2 separate regions of the Homo sapiens genome follow, and region 1 is linked to region 2. The links are chromatin loops, found by intact Hi-C in ENCODE. Cell type or tissue: HCT116. All regions are shown on one strand.

Region 1 (8,000 bases), 1.0 Mb before region 2:
CCCTCCCTCCCAATTTTCAGGGGGATGTTTTTCTTTTATATTTAGTTGCTTTTCAATAACTCACACATTTGACACTAGGAGTAAATAATAGATAAGCAGAAATTGATTTAGAGTTGGTTGTCTAGCTCTAACATCAGAAAATGAATTTTTTGCAGAGTGCAGAACAACTAAGGCATGTTCAAAAGAAAACAGTTTTCCACATCCTTGGTAGATTTCTGCAGCTCATTTCATTAAGAGGTGTTTTATGCTAACAGTATGACTAGACTGAAGCATGGCTAATAACAGGAACTGAATTTAATAGCTGCAAGGTAGAAATAACCCAAGTGTCCTTCCGTGGCTTGGATGGAGTGTAGTACATATAAATGTGTGCTTATATGTGTATGTGTATACACACATATATATATGAAAATACTTTGAAGAAATGAAAATGAATAAACTACTTATACAAAAGCTTGGATGAATTTCAAAGACATAACATTGGGCGAAAGAAGTCAGGCAAAAAGGGCTGTGAAGTTCAGAAACTGGCGAAACGAATTTATGGTGCTAAAAGTCAGAATGATAATTACCTTTGGGGGTATTGCCTGAGAAGGGACATATAGGAGACTTTGGGATGCTGCTGTGTCAAATACTTGATCTGCGTGGTAGCTATGTAAGAGTAGACATTTGTCAGTTTCATAGAGAAAAGATTTGTGTGCTTGATCTATGTAATATTTTCAATAAAACATTTATGGGTAAAACTTAAGTTTTTAAAAATGGGAAAATGATAAGTATACTGTGTAATGGTAAAATGATTTAATGTTAAGTAGTCATTACGTAAGTTTACTAAAAAATTTTACGTGATGAGAAAAGAGTGCTTAGGTTACAGCGTTGAGAGGAAACAGATTAGAGTCCAAGTCTGAATGCACTGTATTATTGCCACTATGTAAACCAAATGTCTAGAAAATTTGTAGAAAAAAATGCATCAAATGTTAGCAGTACTACAGAAATGGGTGATTTTTCTTTTTACTTCACTAAGTTTTTTCAGATTTCCTGCAATAAACGTATAAACACTTTTAATAATCAGCTGTACTAATTATTGAAAAAAAATGAGTATTTGGAGAGCGTCTTCATCTTTAAAGACCCCAATGTTTCCCATTACCTAATGCTCAAGTACTCTAGAAAATGGCACCAATCTGAGTCTGTATCCTGGATTCTCCCTCCTTCTACAAATATTCCCTGTGCCTTGAGCAAATTGGGTTTTCTCTTTTGTTGTTGTTAATTCATTAAACAGTTTTCAAGCATCGGTTATCAGCCAAGCACTCTAGGAACACAGCAACAAATGAGTGGCTGTGATTTCCTTTCCCTTGATTACTATTTCCTCTACTGGGGAAGACAATAAATAAGCGATTGTCTTAAAGACTGATTAGGTTGAAGATGGGAAAAAATTAAGAGTATTAGGAAAGTTTATCTACAAGGGAGATCACATCCAATCTAAAGGTGCAGTATTATTGCTGCTAAAGTTTTGTTTAAGCAAAGACTAAAAAGATGAATAGAAATCTGCCAAATGTAAAAGGACAGGACACGTGATGGTGGACGGGAGTGAGAACGAAGGATTAGGGATCTCAGGAAGACTGAGGAATTGTTGGGAAGTGGTGGAAGAAAATACTGTAGGACAGGAGGGAGGTGAGTCAGAGTTGGATGTTTCAGATGAAGATTTCAGAGGTGGTGTATGTCCATGTTTGCCTTGGATGCGAGTTGTGAGGCAGGATGGAGGAAAATATTATTCAAGGTGAGGATGCCGGTGGTCTGACGGCTGGTGCTGGATGCGTTACACATGTAGATGCTGACCTCACTGGAAAGACAATGGAGAGGAGTAGAAAGGAAAGACCATCTCTGTTTGCTGACTACTGTCAGACTATGCATCTTTAAAGACCCACGGGAAGCAGAACTTCTACGAGGCCATCTGTGAATTGCCCAATTTGATACATGTTGTCATTCTTTTAATTCCATAGCATCTAATGGTTCATTGCATAACTTGGTGCTCAACGAGCATTTGCTTAATTTAATGCTTCCGTGATACATCACTGTTAGAAACGGATGTGTTGAGCTAAATGAACTGTGTGTTTAACCTGCATCTATTGTTATGTTCCAACAGTTCAGGCAAACTGAATTGCCGATTCTGAAAGCAGTTTTGTTGAGAGAATACCAATCTATGTTTTTCACTTGGTATACAGCCATATAGTTTAGAAAGAATTTCCCTGTATTTGTGCTAAAAGGGTAAAACTATAGCTTTTTAAGTAGTCACTTAATGTTTATATTTCTGTTCAGTGTCTGGGTATAGTCTCACTTTTCTGTAGATAAACTTGCAACTTCAAATGACAGGCATGAATTCGAGACAGATGTCTCCCATGTCTGGAATCAAGACAAATTATATCACTTGGCTGTCACAAAGAATGCCTCTTTTGACGTTATGGAGCAATTTGTTTAATGACACAATTGCTAGGCTGTGGAACAGATGACTGTCTCCTTTGTTGCTTAGAATTCCTGGGGCACTGCAGAGAGCCAAGCAGTTGCAAAATGATTGGTGTGTCTGGATAACTCTGCAGTCACGGTGCCTGAGTGGCAGAGGAGAGGAACAACTCTGTTCTACTGGTGGCAGCTGTTCTGCCACTTTAGGGAAGGTGGGAGGTTTGTTTTCTGGTGGCCGTGCTGCCAATCTTTTTGCTTGGCTAATTATTTGAATCCATAGGATTCCAAGAGCAAACTCATAAGAGTTTGGGATGAACTCTTTAAACCTTGCCACGTGCAAAACGCTGCTGCATGTATTCTGAAAGCCCATGGAAAGAGAAGCGTGAGAGACCCCCACCTTTCAGAATTTCTAGGTGAAGATATGGATCTCTGATGAGCTAAAATAGGAAGGTGGAGTAAAACGACCCCTGGATAAGGATGTTCTTGGGGTGAAGGACTCAGGAAAAGGCATCTGTTTGAATTTTCTAGAATAAATTGGGAAAGCTTTCTAGATGAGATGCTCTAGGAAGCTGGGCTATAAAAAACTAGTAATAGTGTAATTTGCAAGAACAATGGCAATTCTATTCCTAAATTGCTTAATTCCTGGATTCAATGAAGAAAGCAGTGGGGTCTCTAACTGGAGCGCACAGTGTGCAAGAGAATCAACTAGATGCTAACCTCAAATGCCCCTTCCTGGGATTCAGCCCCAGAAATTCTAATTCAGTTGATGTTGGGTAGGGCCTAAGAAGCTGCACTTACAACAAAAAAGTATAGGTTATTTCAATGCAAATGTCTATAAATCACACTCCTCTGTGAATTGCTGGTGTTAAATATGAAAAGGTAACTTGTTTTTGCAAAATGGATGGTAGTTTCAAAGATAGAAGAGATTCTTCAGGAAAGATTTAATGGAAGAGTAGTAATTAGTGCTCTGCTTTAAAGCATGGTGGAATTTACTGCCCAGATACTATGTAAATTTTAACTTGAATGCAATCTGCATAATTAGTGCTCTTTTTTCTTTCTTTAAATTTCTGTTACAAATCTTTTATTTAAAGAAGCGAAGCTACTGTTGTCCTTCACCTTAAATTTTACCTGAGGACGGATTCACCGTACAGATATTTCTCCTGCTACTCAGAGAATCCCTAAGATAGAGAATTCATGAATTCAGGCTTCGCTTCACTGACTGGAAGGTGTTCAAGCCATTTAAAAATACAATTCTCTTAAACGTGTTTTGAGAGCTAAGCCGAAACACAGTCTAATTCGCAGAGGGAAGCAATTTCCCTCATGTCCACGAGGTGGCGCTCGCCCACCACTCCTGGCCTCCTGTGCGTAGCAAGCAGGGCTGTGATGGTGTCTAGAAGCTGAGAGAATCTGGGGAGATCCTGTCAGCATTATGGCATAGGCTTGTTTGAATTATTCTTAGAACATAGAATGACAATATACTCTGCTTTTTTCCCCACTGGTTCCAGTCTTGTCTAATGCTGAAGGTCACATTATCTTGTTCCAGAAGCAATGTTAGGATCAATTGGCTAACTAGAAGAAACAAAGACAGTTTCACAGAAAGGCAAGATAAAAAAAAAGACAAAAGGAACAAACAAAGAGGGCTGAGTCAAAAGCATGGAATCCTTCTAATAAACCTACTGAATGGGAAATGTTGGAAGGTGTGAAGAGAGAAGGAAATTGTGGCGGATGATGAATTCAGGTTTGAAAAAAAGTGAGCTCAAATCTTTCTTCTCCTTTTTTCAAGGTCAGCTGTCAAGGTCAGACCGGAGAGAACTGGAGGGGATATGGGTGATGTCACACACTGTGGCAGGCTGGGCGTTGGTTTTAGGGCTTGGCTACGGAACTCAAGGCGGCCAGACTGATGGTCATTTTCCTATTTCTTCCTCACAATCAACTCGTTAAAGTCCATGCAAATGTCTGTGGTTTGGTGAAGAATTATTACTTTATTATGGCACTATAGGGACTTCCGGAACTCTGAGAATCCATGGTCCTGAGTTGAGAGGAGGTCTGTAAGTCCTGGATAAGCCCAGTGCCTGACATTGGGCCAGCATTGCACCTTGCAGCGCCAGTGCTTCTCAGCCACTCTGTTTGAGCTCTCTTGTTGCTACCTGCCCCACCTGCTATTCTCCTGGTTCCCATAAGCTACAGAACCTTGTGTGTGCATCATGGAGCAGAACTTGACCATGATGGGGAATTTCCATCCTGGCTTATTTTGTGTGAAGCAAATAAATAATTGTGAAAAGGGTAAAGCAAAGTCCAAATGAAAATGCAGATTTTGCTGAGCTGGAAATCATCTTTAAATTTTTTTGCTTGTTTTCATAACTTATAAGGTATATTGAGAGACATTTTGAACTCAGGTCTTAACCGAAATGTTATTTTAAATATTGAGCCAAAACAAAATTATTAGCTGTAAGTTTTGAAGCAGAATGCTGATTATGTTGCAACTGCTTTTCAAAATCTTCAATGGCCTGAAAGATACAGTTAAATACTAACCTAGGTATTCAAAGCTCTCCAACAACCTTTCCAGCCCTACTTATTACTACTGTCCTGCAATACTTAAGTTATTTATATTTTTATAAAATATCTATCTTCTATATTATTATCCACATTTAAAATCTGTATGTAAGAGCAGAAAAGAATATTCCATTCTATCACAACTCAGTTGTGGATATAGGAGCTACAGTGACACAATTGTACAAAGCAGTGAAAACCTCACTTAAGGTTATCTCTGAATACTATGATGTTTACGTATTTTCCAAAGAGGATGGATATGCTTGAAAATGTCTGAATTTCTCTGTGTTGTATCAACTGAAATCCAGTCTTCCCAAATAAAACTCCTTCTTTCAGCTTAATCAAAGATCTTGTTAATAAAGATGGAAGACACGGCCGGGCACGGTGACTCACGCCTGTAATCTCAGCACTTTAGGAGGTTGAGGCAAAGTGGATCATGAGGTCAGGAGTTCAAGACCAGCCTGGCCAAGATGGTGAAACCCCGTCTCTACTAAAAATACAAAAAATTAGCCGGGCATGGTGGCAGGCACCTGTAATCCCAGCTACTAGGGAGGCTGAGGCAGGAGAATCGCTTGAACTCGGAGGGCGGAGGTTGCAGTGAGCCGAGACTGCGCCACTGCACTCCATCCTGGGTGACAGAATGAGACTCTGTCTCAAAAAAAAAAAAAAAAAGATAGAATACATGTGGCTCCCATTTCTCTATCTGAAAACAATAACAGGTTCTTTAGCTAGGGCTCATCTCAGTTACCAGGCAGCATTATTTTGGTACCATCTGAATAAAAGAATTCATGTAAATACTGAGATTTTGGGTTTACTGAAGGTTAATTCAGAATTGATTACATACACCAGTGTGATGATATTCACATTTCTTTATCATCTTCTCTCCAAAGAAAAACATGTGTGTAATCTTGACTTCTTTTCTCTGTCCCAGATAGACAGTACATCTGTAACTTGTTTGGGCATCTTCAGATTCTTTTCCCTCTGGCACCTAAAACTTATAGAATCCAACTAGACTCACCAACATCTTAGTCTGTCTTGAGTCTATTATCTTTTCTTTTATAATATTGCTGATTTCACTTAATTGTCTCATGCATTTATTCAATTAATAATCAGTAGATGTCCATACTGTGCCAAGCCCAGTGCTATACTGGAAGCAGCTTTCATCCACAAACCATTGTTTTTCACTATATAGTCAGTGCGCAATGCAGTGTAGTAAACACTGGATATATATCAGCCCAATGAATGCACAGACATACAGAGGTGAACAAGAGACATGTGTTCCCTGCCCACTGAGCTTGAATACAAGGGTCATGTCACAGACTTCTTTGAATCATTCACCTCTGGCAGTTTATTTTGCACTACAGGTCCTCTGTCCTCTGTCTCTAGTTGGTCGTCCTGTGGGCAAAAGAAAGTCTCACTCAACAATGCTCTAATTTTGATCTATATAGTTACTGTAAATCAAAATTAGGCTTCTAAAATGTATGTACAATTGTTGGCATTAAAGTGAGTCAGCAGCAATAGCAGTTTTATTATTGTCGTTCTAAGGGAAACTTAAGCTATAATGAGTTCATCTAACCTAGAGAGTAAAATTCTGGTACAAGTATGGACCTTGGGATTACAAACAGGAAAATTCTGTAATGGATGAAATTGTTCACTGGGAAACCAGGCCAGTCTTTGAGAGGTAATTGGTACCTTTCCGTATCTGCTCACAAGATTCTGGCCTTAGAATTGCTAAGGACTCACTTGTTAAACAATTGTGTTTCCTAAAGTGGAATTTCTCTTGCTATCTCTTGGACAAGAAGAAAATAATCCAGACAATCTTAGGGGTGAAACTAAGTGCTGACGTTTCTCATTTGAAGGAGTCTTTTCATACTGGAAATGAACAGTGCTTTCAGTTTATTGCTTCTTTCTTCATCCTCAAATAATTGAGTAAAGAGGTTCTTTCTGTGGCTCCCTGGGTCTAGGCTGTGACAATAGGATGTCAGAAAAAAACGTGCAACATCACTGGGAGAGGCGTTACAGGGAAGGAAACTGAGGCACAGAAGGAGAAGAGGCTGACCCCAGATCAGAGAGTCAGTGGCTGAACTGGGGCTAGAACCCTGGTTTCATGACTACCTAACTAATACTTTTTCTACTGGCTAAATCCTCCCTCAGATTCCCCCAGTCAAAGATTCATTTGCTCATGCCTTTATTTATCCAACATTTACTCAGAAAAAGATAAGGAAAGCTGTCCTAATTTCTGTGATGAATGCTGTTGCTTTAAAGTATACTATCTCATTTCACTGAATCTTCAATATTTATAATGGAGGCAGTTGAAGCCCAAGAAAGTGAAATAATTTGCCCAGTTTTACGTAGCTAGTTAAGTGGCAATACTGGCATTAGGACTCAACTCCACAAAATAAGTCTCTTTTTATTATGCCATAAACCATTGCCGGTGCCCAAAACAGTGTTAGGGATTGGGAAATGAACAGTATTTAATTTATCAGATTGAAGTCCTTTATCCTAGAGCATTTTCTACAATGTAAGATGGGGTTCCTGCTGTCATTGAGCTTGCACTCAACTTGGAGAGAAATTCTATATCCTTTAAAATGTAAGTAAAACTGCAAGTTAAGTGTCATCACCAGATTGGTATATATGATGGGACAGAGAAAAGTTACCAGCCTCATGGGATGCTTACAGGGACTGAAGAGTTAGATTGTGTGGCTGACACATAGGGCATCAATTGTTTTACTTTCAATTTGTTGAGTGATTAATATGTCTTAGAAGAGTAAAGAGAGTTAGGTTTTCAAATGTGGCAGATGTGTGAAAACCTCTTACCATCTGCAAAACAAGATTTTAAGAGATGTCGCCTGATATCCTTGTAGCTAGGAAAAAGCGGAGGGTTAGTGAAGGAAAATCGTGAAGCTCAACACATCAAAATTCAAATGTATGATTTTATTGCTCACAGTGTGTCTGTTGGCAGTATCGCTACATTCCGTGGATGGTATCACACTATACATTTA
Region 2 (8,000 bases):
TGGAGATCAGCATCATGAAATTGTTGCCCTTCCCCGATCTGTTTTCTTTGATATTAATACAAGCTTCCATGATAATTCCTCTTTTCATGTCCTGGGACTCACTGCCCATAAAAATGATACTTCCAACAGCGTAGGATTATGGGTCTTTGTGTTCTCAACCATAGTTGCCTCTCTTTGCACTCCACTTCAGTTATTTACTATATGGGCTCAAGACCTATACCATATCTAAAATATTTTCTTTCTGACTATAACAATTCATCCTTTACACTAATCCCCTTATTTCATGACCCGTGAACTCTGATCTTGTGGTGATCTGATGGAAAACTTTTCCCTACTCTCCAAGAATGTTACTTCTTGCCCCCCTGGCCTCACCCAAAGATCTCATAGTGCTTTACCTTAACCTCTTTCTCTCCTCTGGCTCTAGGCCTCCCTGTTACACATGCCCATCTGAACCCCAACAATGCATCACTCTCAACCATTCACCTCTTCTGCTTCTACATATGGGTTGCCGATGTGGCTGCTGAAACCAAGCAACCATGAAGATTGATGCCACAATAAATGAGCACAGTCCAATCACAGCTGTTTTCTCAATCTACAGTGCTCAGCAATTCCTAGTCAGTCCCCTCTATCATTTAGCTCAGCTCTTCTTCTAAACTGTCACCATTCTCCACAAGCTTCTAAATCTCACTGTTCTATTGTAGAACATAACTTGTCGTCATATTTCACGTTCCTCAAACTTCCTTGCCTCCTCGTTCTCAACACAGGAAATTCCCTTCTACTACACAGAAGGAAAAAAAGAAATCAAAAATAGAAATTCCATTCACTTTCTACTAGCACATCCTATGTGCATCTGCATTCTCTTTTCCCTCATCTTCATATTATATATGACCTATGTATACTCTAATATGATGCACAGGCATACCACTGAGAGATTGCAGATTGAGTTCCAGACCACTGCAATAAAACAAATATCACAAATATTCCGGTTTCCCAGTGCACATAAAAGTTGTGTTTACACTCTAACATAGTTTAAGTGTGCAATAGCATTATACCTTAATTTAAAAATATTTTATTGCTAAAAACTGCTAAAGATCCTTCAGACCATTGCAAACTTTTTGCAGATGGATGGTCTTGCCTTGATGTTGATGGCTGCTGACAGATCAGGGTGGTGGTTGCTAAAAGGTTGGGGTGGCTGTGGCAATTTCTTAAAATTAGACAACAATGAAATTTGCTGCATCAACTGACTTATTTTCATGAAAGATTTCTCTGTAGCATGGGATGTTATTTGATAGAGTTTCATCCACAATATAACTTTAAAAATTGGAGTCAGTGCTCTCAAACCATGCTGTTGCTTTACCTGCTAAGTTTATATAATGTTTTAAATATTTTGTTTTCATTTTAACAATGTTCACAGCATCTTCACCAGGAGTAGATTCCATCTTAAGAAACCACTTTCTTTGCTCATCCAGAAGAAGCAACTTCTTATCCACTCAAGTTTGATCATCAGATTGCAACAATTAAGTCACGTATTCAGGCACCATCCCAATTATTGTTATCTTGCTATTTCAATCACATTTGCATTTATTTTCTCCACAGGAGTCTTGAACCTCTCCAAGTCATTCATGAGGATTAGAATCAACTTCTTCTGAATTCCTGTTAATGTTGATATTTTAACCTCTTCCCATGAATCATGAATGCTTTTAATGGCATCGCAAATGTTGAATCCCTTCCAGAAGTTTTTCAATTTACTTTGCCCAGATCCAACAGAGGAATGACAATCTATGGCAGCTATGGCCTCACAATGTGAAATTTTTAAATAATCAGACTTGAAAGTTCAAATTATTCCTTGGTCTACGGGCTGTAGAATGGATGTTATGTTAGCAGGCATGAAAACAACATTAATATCCTTGTATATCTCTATCAAAGCTCTAGGGTGACTAGGTGCATCATCAATGAGCAATAATATTTTAAAAGGAATTTTTTTTTCTGAGCAGTTGGTCTCAACAGTGGGCTTAAAATATTCAGCAAACCATGCTGTAAGTAGATGTGCTGTCATCCACGTTACATTTTTCCATTCATAGAGCACAGATAGAGTAAATTAAGCAGAAGTCTTAAGGATTCTCAGACTTTTGGAAGGGTGAGCACTGACTTCAACTGAAAATCACCAGCTGCATTAGCTTCTAAAAAGAGAGTCAGCCTGTCCTTTGAAGCTTTAAGCCAGGCATTAACTTCACTCTAGCTTTGACAGCCCTAGATGACATCTTCTTCCAATACAAGGCTGATTCATCCACATTGAAAACCTGTTGTTTGGTATAGCCACCTTCATCGATCATCTTTGCTAGATCTTCTGGACAATTTGCTACAGCTTCTACATCAGCACTTGCTGCTTCATCTTGTGCTTTTATGGAGGTGGCTTCTTTCCTCAAACTTCATGAACCAACCTCTGCTAGCTTCAAACTTTCCTTCTGCAGCTTTCTCACCTCTCTCATAGTTCAAAGAATTGAAGAGCATTAGGGCCTTCTTCTAGAGTAGGCTTGGCTAAAGGAGACTTGTGGCTGGTTTCATCTTCTATCCAGAGAACTGAAACTTTCTCCATATAAGCAATAAGGCTCTTTCACTTTATCACTCGTGTATTCACTGGAGTAGCACTTTTAATTTCCTTCAAAACCTTTACATTCACAACTTGGCTGGTTGGTGCAAGAAGCCTAGCTTTCAGCCTGTCTCAACTTTTGACATATGTTCCTCACTGAACTTCAATCATTTCTAGCATTAGATTGAAAGTGTGAGGTGCACAACTCTACCTTTCACTTGGACACTTGGAGGCCACTGTAGGGTTATTAAATAGCCTCATTTCAATATTGTTGTATCTCAGGGAATACTGAGGCCCGAGGTGAGGGAGAGAAATAGGGGAATGGCTATTGGTAGAGCCGTCAGAACACAAACAGTATTTATCTACTAAATTAACCATCTTATTTGGGCATAGTTTATGATGCCCCAAAACAATTACAATAGTAACATAAGGATCACTGATTGCAAATCACCATAACAGATATAACAATAATGAAGTTTGAAATACTGTTAGGAAAATGGTGGTGAGATTTGCTCAATGCAGGGTTTCCACAAACCTTCAATTTATAAAAAAAAAACACAGTATCTTTGAAACACAATGAGATATGTCTATAAAAGGCCAGTTTCTTATATATGCACATATAGGTGTATATTAGGCAAGTTTCTCATATATGTAAGGGCAATTTCTTATATATACACATTTAGGTCTGTGTTTTATATATAAAACATATATGAATATATGTCTCTGGCTCCTCTATCAGGAATTTTATTGTCAATAATGCACTTTCTATTATTTTTCTTTCTTTTTTTTTTTTTTTTTTGAGGCAGAGTCTGGCTCTGTAACCCAGGCTGGAGTGCAGTGACATGACCACGGTTCACTGCAGCGTTGACCTCCCAGGCTCAAGTGATCCTCCCGCCTCAGCCAGCCGAGTACCTGGGACTGCAGACACGCACCACCACGACTGGCTACTTTTTGCAATAATGCACTTTCTTTTCTATTTTCTTCAAACTCTTCTCTTAAAGTCTACTTGTCAATATTCTCAGATTTTCTACAATTAGCATCTACTAGTAGTATCTTTGAAACACAATGAGATATGTTTACTCATTGATAAAGTACTGCTTTTGTAAAGGTAGGATTTTTTTTTTTTCTAACTGAATTGGTGCCTTGGTTTTCACATTCAGCCAATCCAGTAGATAGTCTCAGTCTGGGAGTGCTTCAAGGTTAATACTGTCTTGCCATCTCCAGGTGCCCTCTGCTGGCACAATGAGAGTACAACATGTAAAGAAACAGTTCAGTCTGGTGAAGGTGAGACACCACTTCACACTTACCAATTACTGGGAAGTTTATAAAATGCCATCACTTTGGGAGGCCGAGGCGGGCGGATTATCTGAGGTCAGGAGTTTGTGACCAGGCTGGCCAACATGCTGAAACCCCATCTCTACTAAAACTACACACGCGCACACACACACACACACACACACACACACACATTAGCCAGGTGTGGTGGCGCATGCCTGTAATCCCAGTTACTCAGTAGGCTGAGGCAGGAGAATCGCTGGAACCTGCAGTGAGCCGAGATCTCGTCATTGCATTCAAGCCTGGGCGACAAGAGCGAAACTCCGTCTCAAAAAAAAAAAAAAAAAAACTTTCACTTCCATAACTGTATAACACTAGTTAACATGTTTAAATGTTGTTCATTTGAGCTGACATAGATAACAAGTGGACTGTCCAATATGGTAGTCACTAGTCGCCTGTGACTCATGAGCACTTGAAAAGTTCCTAGTTCAAATTGAAAGGCCGATAAATATACACCACATTTGAAGCGTTTTAGTGGCAAAAACAAAAGTAAAATATATAATAATGTATTGATTACATGCTAAGATAATATTTTAGATGTATTAAATAAAATTTTCGCAACTCATAATTTTCTACCTTTTAAAATATGGTTACTAGAGAATTGTAAATCACATATATGTCTTGCACTGTATTTGTACTTTACAATATGCTACAGATAGTACATTCTAAAGTGATAGTATCAGGCAGAAATTTCAAAGTAGGTGATAAAAAATGATTAGATGACACCTGAAATTCTCATGTAGATTGACGGTATAAAATCACTGGAAAATAAAAATCTGAGAAAGATTTTATCAATTTTTTTTGTGTTTTGAGACGGAGTCTTGCACTGTCACCTGGGCTGGAGTGCAGTGGCGCTATCTTGGCTCACTGCAATCTCGGCCTCCTGGTTCAAGCGATTCTTCTGCCTCAGCCTCCCGAGTAGCTGGGACTACAGGTGCCTGCCACCACGCCTGGCTAATTTGGTGTATTTTTAGTAGAGACAGGGTTTCACCATGTTGGCCAGGCTGATCTCAAACTCCTGACCTCAGGTGAGCCACCCGCCTCGGCCTCCCAAAGTGCTAGGATTAGAGGCGTGAGCCACCCGTGCCCAGCCGATTTCATCAATTTTTGGATCAATTTTGGAGAATCACTGATGTGTTCAGTGCCGAAAACCACCATCTGTCCTCAGAGTGGGGAGAGGGTAGGAAGTGCCTACGCCTTAATTCAGGCTTATTGAGGGGCATCAACCGGACCACTGTGAGAGCCTGCCAAGAGGCCAGTCACATGGCCTGTGGGAGCAAAATACGGGGGCTGCGACTAGGGGAGTAATATGGTTTGGATCTGCATTCCCACTCAAATCTCATATTGAATTGTATTCCTCAGTGTTGGAGGGGGGGCCCGGTGGGAGGTGACTAGATCTTGGGGGTGGATTTGTCATGAATGGTTTAGTACCGTACTGTTGGTACTGTCCTGGCAATAGTGAGTGATTCTCCCCAGATCTGGTCGTTGAAAAGTGTGTGACACTTCCCCTCTCGCTCTCTTGCTCTTGCTTTCACCACGTGATGTGGCTTCTTCCTCTTTGCCTTCCTACATGATTATAAACTTCCTGAGGCCTCCCCAGAAGCAGCTGTCACCATGTTTCCTGCACAGCCCATAGAACCATGAGCCAATTAATCCTCTGTTTTTTTGTTTTTGTTTTGAGACGGAGTCTCACTCTGTCACCCAGGCTGGAGTGCAGTGGTGCCATCTCAGCTCACTGCAACCTCCCTGTCCCAGGTTCAAGCGATTCTCCTGCCTCAACCTCCCAAGTAGTTGGGACTATAGGCAGGCGCCACCATGCCTGGCTAATTTTTTGTATTTTTAGTAGAAATGGGCTAGGCTGGCTAGGCTGGTCTCAAACTCCTGACCTCAGGTGATCTGTCTGCCTCGGCCTCCCAAAGTGCTGGAATTACAGGTGTGAGCCACTGCCACCAGACTAAACCTCTCTGTTCTTTATAAATTACCCGGTCTGAGGTATCTCTTTATAACAATGTGAGAATGGCCTAATACAGGGAGTAACTGCATTTTCAAACTTTGTCAGCATGCAGAATGCTTCTTCCTCCAGGACAGGTGTGGGCTTTTTGTGTTCTTTACAGCTATGTGTGTGGTTTAGCTTCTCAAAGAGGGCCACCTAGAGGGTAATAGGATGACAGTAGGTAGGAATTAGAGATGGACCATTGAATGCTGAGTGGAAAAGATTCTGGGAATTCAAAATGAATGATCCCCAGTGATGGGGGAGGAGAGGAGAGGGTACATATAGACATGCCATTTGACACTCATAGACAGACATGCCATTTGACACTCACAGTCCTGGTGAGGCTGTCCCTTTTCTCCATCCCCTTCCTTAGCAAAAACTACAAAGAAAAATAAGGGACCTTCTTTGCAAATCTCTGAACCCAAACATGTCTGCAAACATAAACTATTAATAACTGATAGGTTAAAAACACTAGCTATTTTTAGATGATCTCCTCTGATCCTGATTTTGCCCTTGACCCCTCCTAATACTCATTAATTGATTCATCAGATCTTGAGTAAGGCTCTGCTCAGTAAATTGGAATTCCAAGAACGTCAGAGTTGGAGAAGGCCTGAGGAGTCCTCTTTTCTTTCCATCCACAGAGTTATCCATGATTTTTGAGCTCTATGTGTCAGGCACTACAGTAGGCAACAGGGACAAGAGGTTGTATTCGGTGAGAAATCAAAATCTCCAGTGTAGCCCCATGCTACCTTGGGGAAATTCTCACACTAAAAAGATTTTGTTTGTATCTACTCACAGAACTATAAAACAGCCTGTGTGTTTGGAGAAAGTGAGTTTGGAATGGTTGGAGCACAATATGGGAGATAACTTGCAACTTCCTGAGCAGCCCAATCTAGATAAGCTTTGACTGTTACAAAAGTTCATTTGTCCAGTTTTTCAAAATATTCCAGGTGAGGAGAAGTTACTTTTACAAAATGTTTCTATTTTTCTCCAGTAATATTCTTTTATTTTTATTTATTGTTATTATTATTTTTGAGATGGAGCTTGACTCTTGTCACCCCGGCTGGAGTGCAATGGTGCGATGTCAGCTCACTGCAACCTCTGCCTCCCGGGTTCAAGTGATTCTTCTGCCTCAGCCTCCCAAGTAGCTGGGATTACAAGCATGCACCACCACTCCCAGCAAAATTTTTTTTTGTTTGTTTGAGACAGAGTCTCGCTCTGTTGCCCAGGCTGAAGTGCAGTGGTGCGATCTCGGCTCACTGTAAGCTCCGCCTCCTGGGTTCACGACATTCTCTTGCCTCAGCCTCCTGAGTACCTGGGACTACAGGTGCCTGCCACTACACCCCGGTAATTTTTTGTATTTTTAGTAGAGACGGGGTTTCACCGAGTTAGCCAGGATGGTCTCGATCTCCCTCGTGATCCACCCACCTCGGCCTCCCAAGGTGCTGGGATTACAGGCGTGAGCCACCGCGCTTGGCAATTTTTTATATTTTTAGTAGAGACGAGGTTTCACCATGTTGGCCAGGCTGGTCTCGAACTCCTGACCTCAAGTGATCTGTTGGCCTCTGCCTCCCAAAGTGCTGTGATTACAGGCATAAGCCACTGCTCCTGGCCGTAATATTCTTCATTAAAGATTACCTTTTCTGATATTTACCACGGCTTTCTTTTGGTTAGTTTCCATGACCATCTTTTTTTAATCCTTTACTTTCATTCTTTGTCATATATTTTAAATATTTCTTATATTTCTTATAAAGCTGCATATAGTTTTACCAGCCTGACAATCTTGTCTTTCAATTGGAACATTTAGTTCACAAACATTTGGGTTTGAGTCTACCATCTAACTACTATTTCTTCCATTTTTTCTTAAGTTCTTTTCAAACCAATTATATTTTATTATTTCATTTCCTTCACCATTAACTTGAGAGTGCAGGACAGTTGTCCAGATGGCCTTGGACCAATCCAGTTCTCTCCTTTTTCTTGCTTGTCATTCTCAAGAATAACTGTAGAATGTGGTGGAAATGCAGCATCCTGAGATATGGGGGGCTGGGGCAGAAGAGCCTGGGCTCTGTTTCAGTCTCCCCA

The links. Hi-C counts contacts between places; a loop is a spot of excess contacts. Peaks named below come from ENCODE experiments on the same cell type or tissue, not always from the same donor. Only the 100,000 strongest peaks of a DNase experiment are listed, where the experiment ranks them.
Region 1: a loop joins it to region 2, with 9 times the contacts of the local background. A loop is called at or near these places in 78 of 110 quality-filtered maps.

What each region holds. Positions count from the first base shown.
Region 1 is chr3:192,440,479-192,448,478 of GRCh38, reverse strand. All of the region lies in intron 2 of FGF12 (fibroblast growth factor 12), which reads left to right. Among named protein-coding and RNA genes, the nearest start is that of FGF12-AS2, 71 kb to the left of the region's middle. In HCT116, a CTCF peak has its summit at 3,778 (motif pointing right); a DNase peak (open chromatin) is centred at 3,808; H3K27me3 peaks cover 5,471 bases.
Region 2 is chr3:191,413,007-191,421,006 of GRCh38, reverse strand. No RefSeq gene overlaps it. Among named protein-coding and RNA genes, the nearest start is that of PYDC2-AS1, 8.5 kb to the left of the region's middle. In HCT116, a CTCF peak has its summit at 3,806 (motif pointing left); a DNase peak (open chromatin) is centred at 3,816.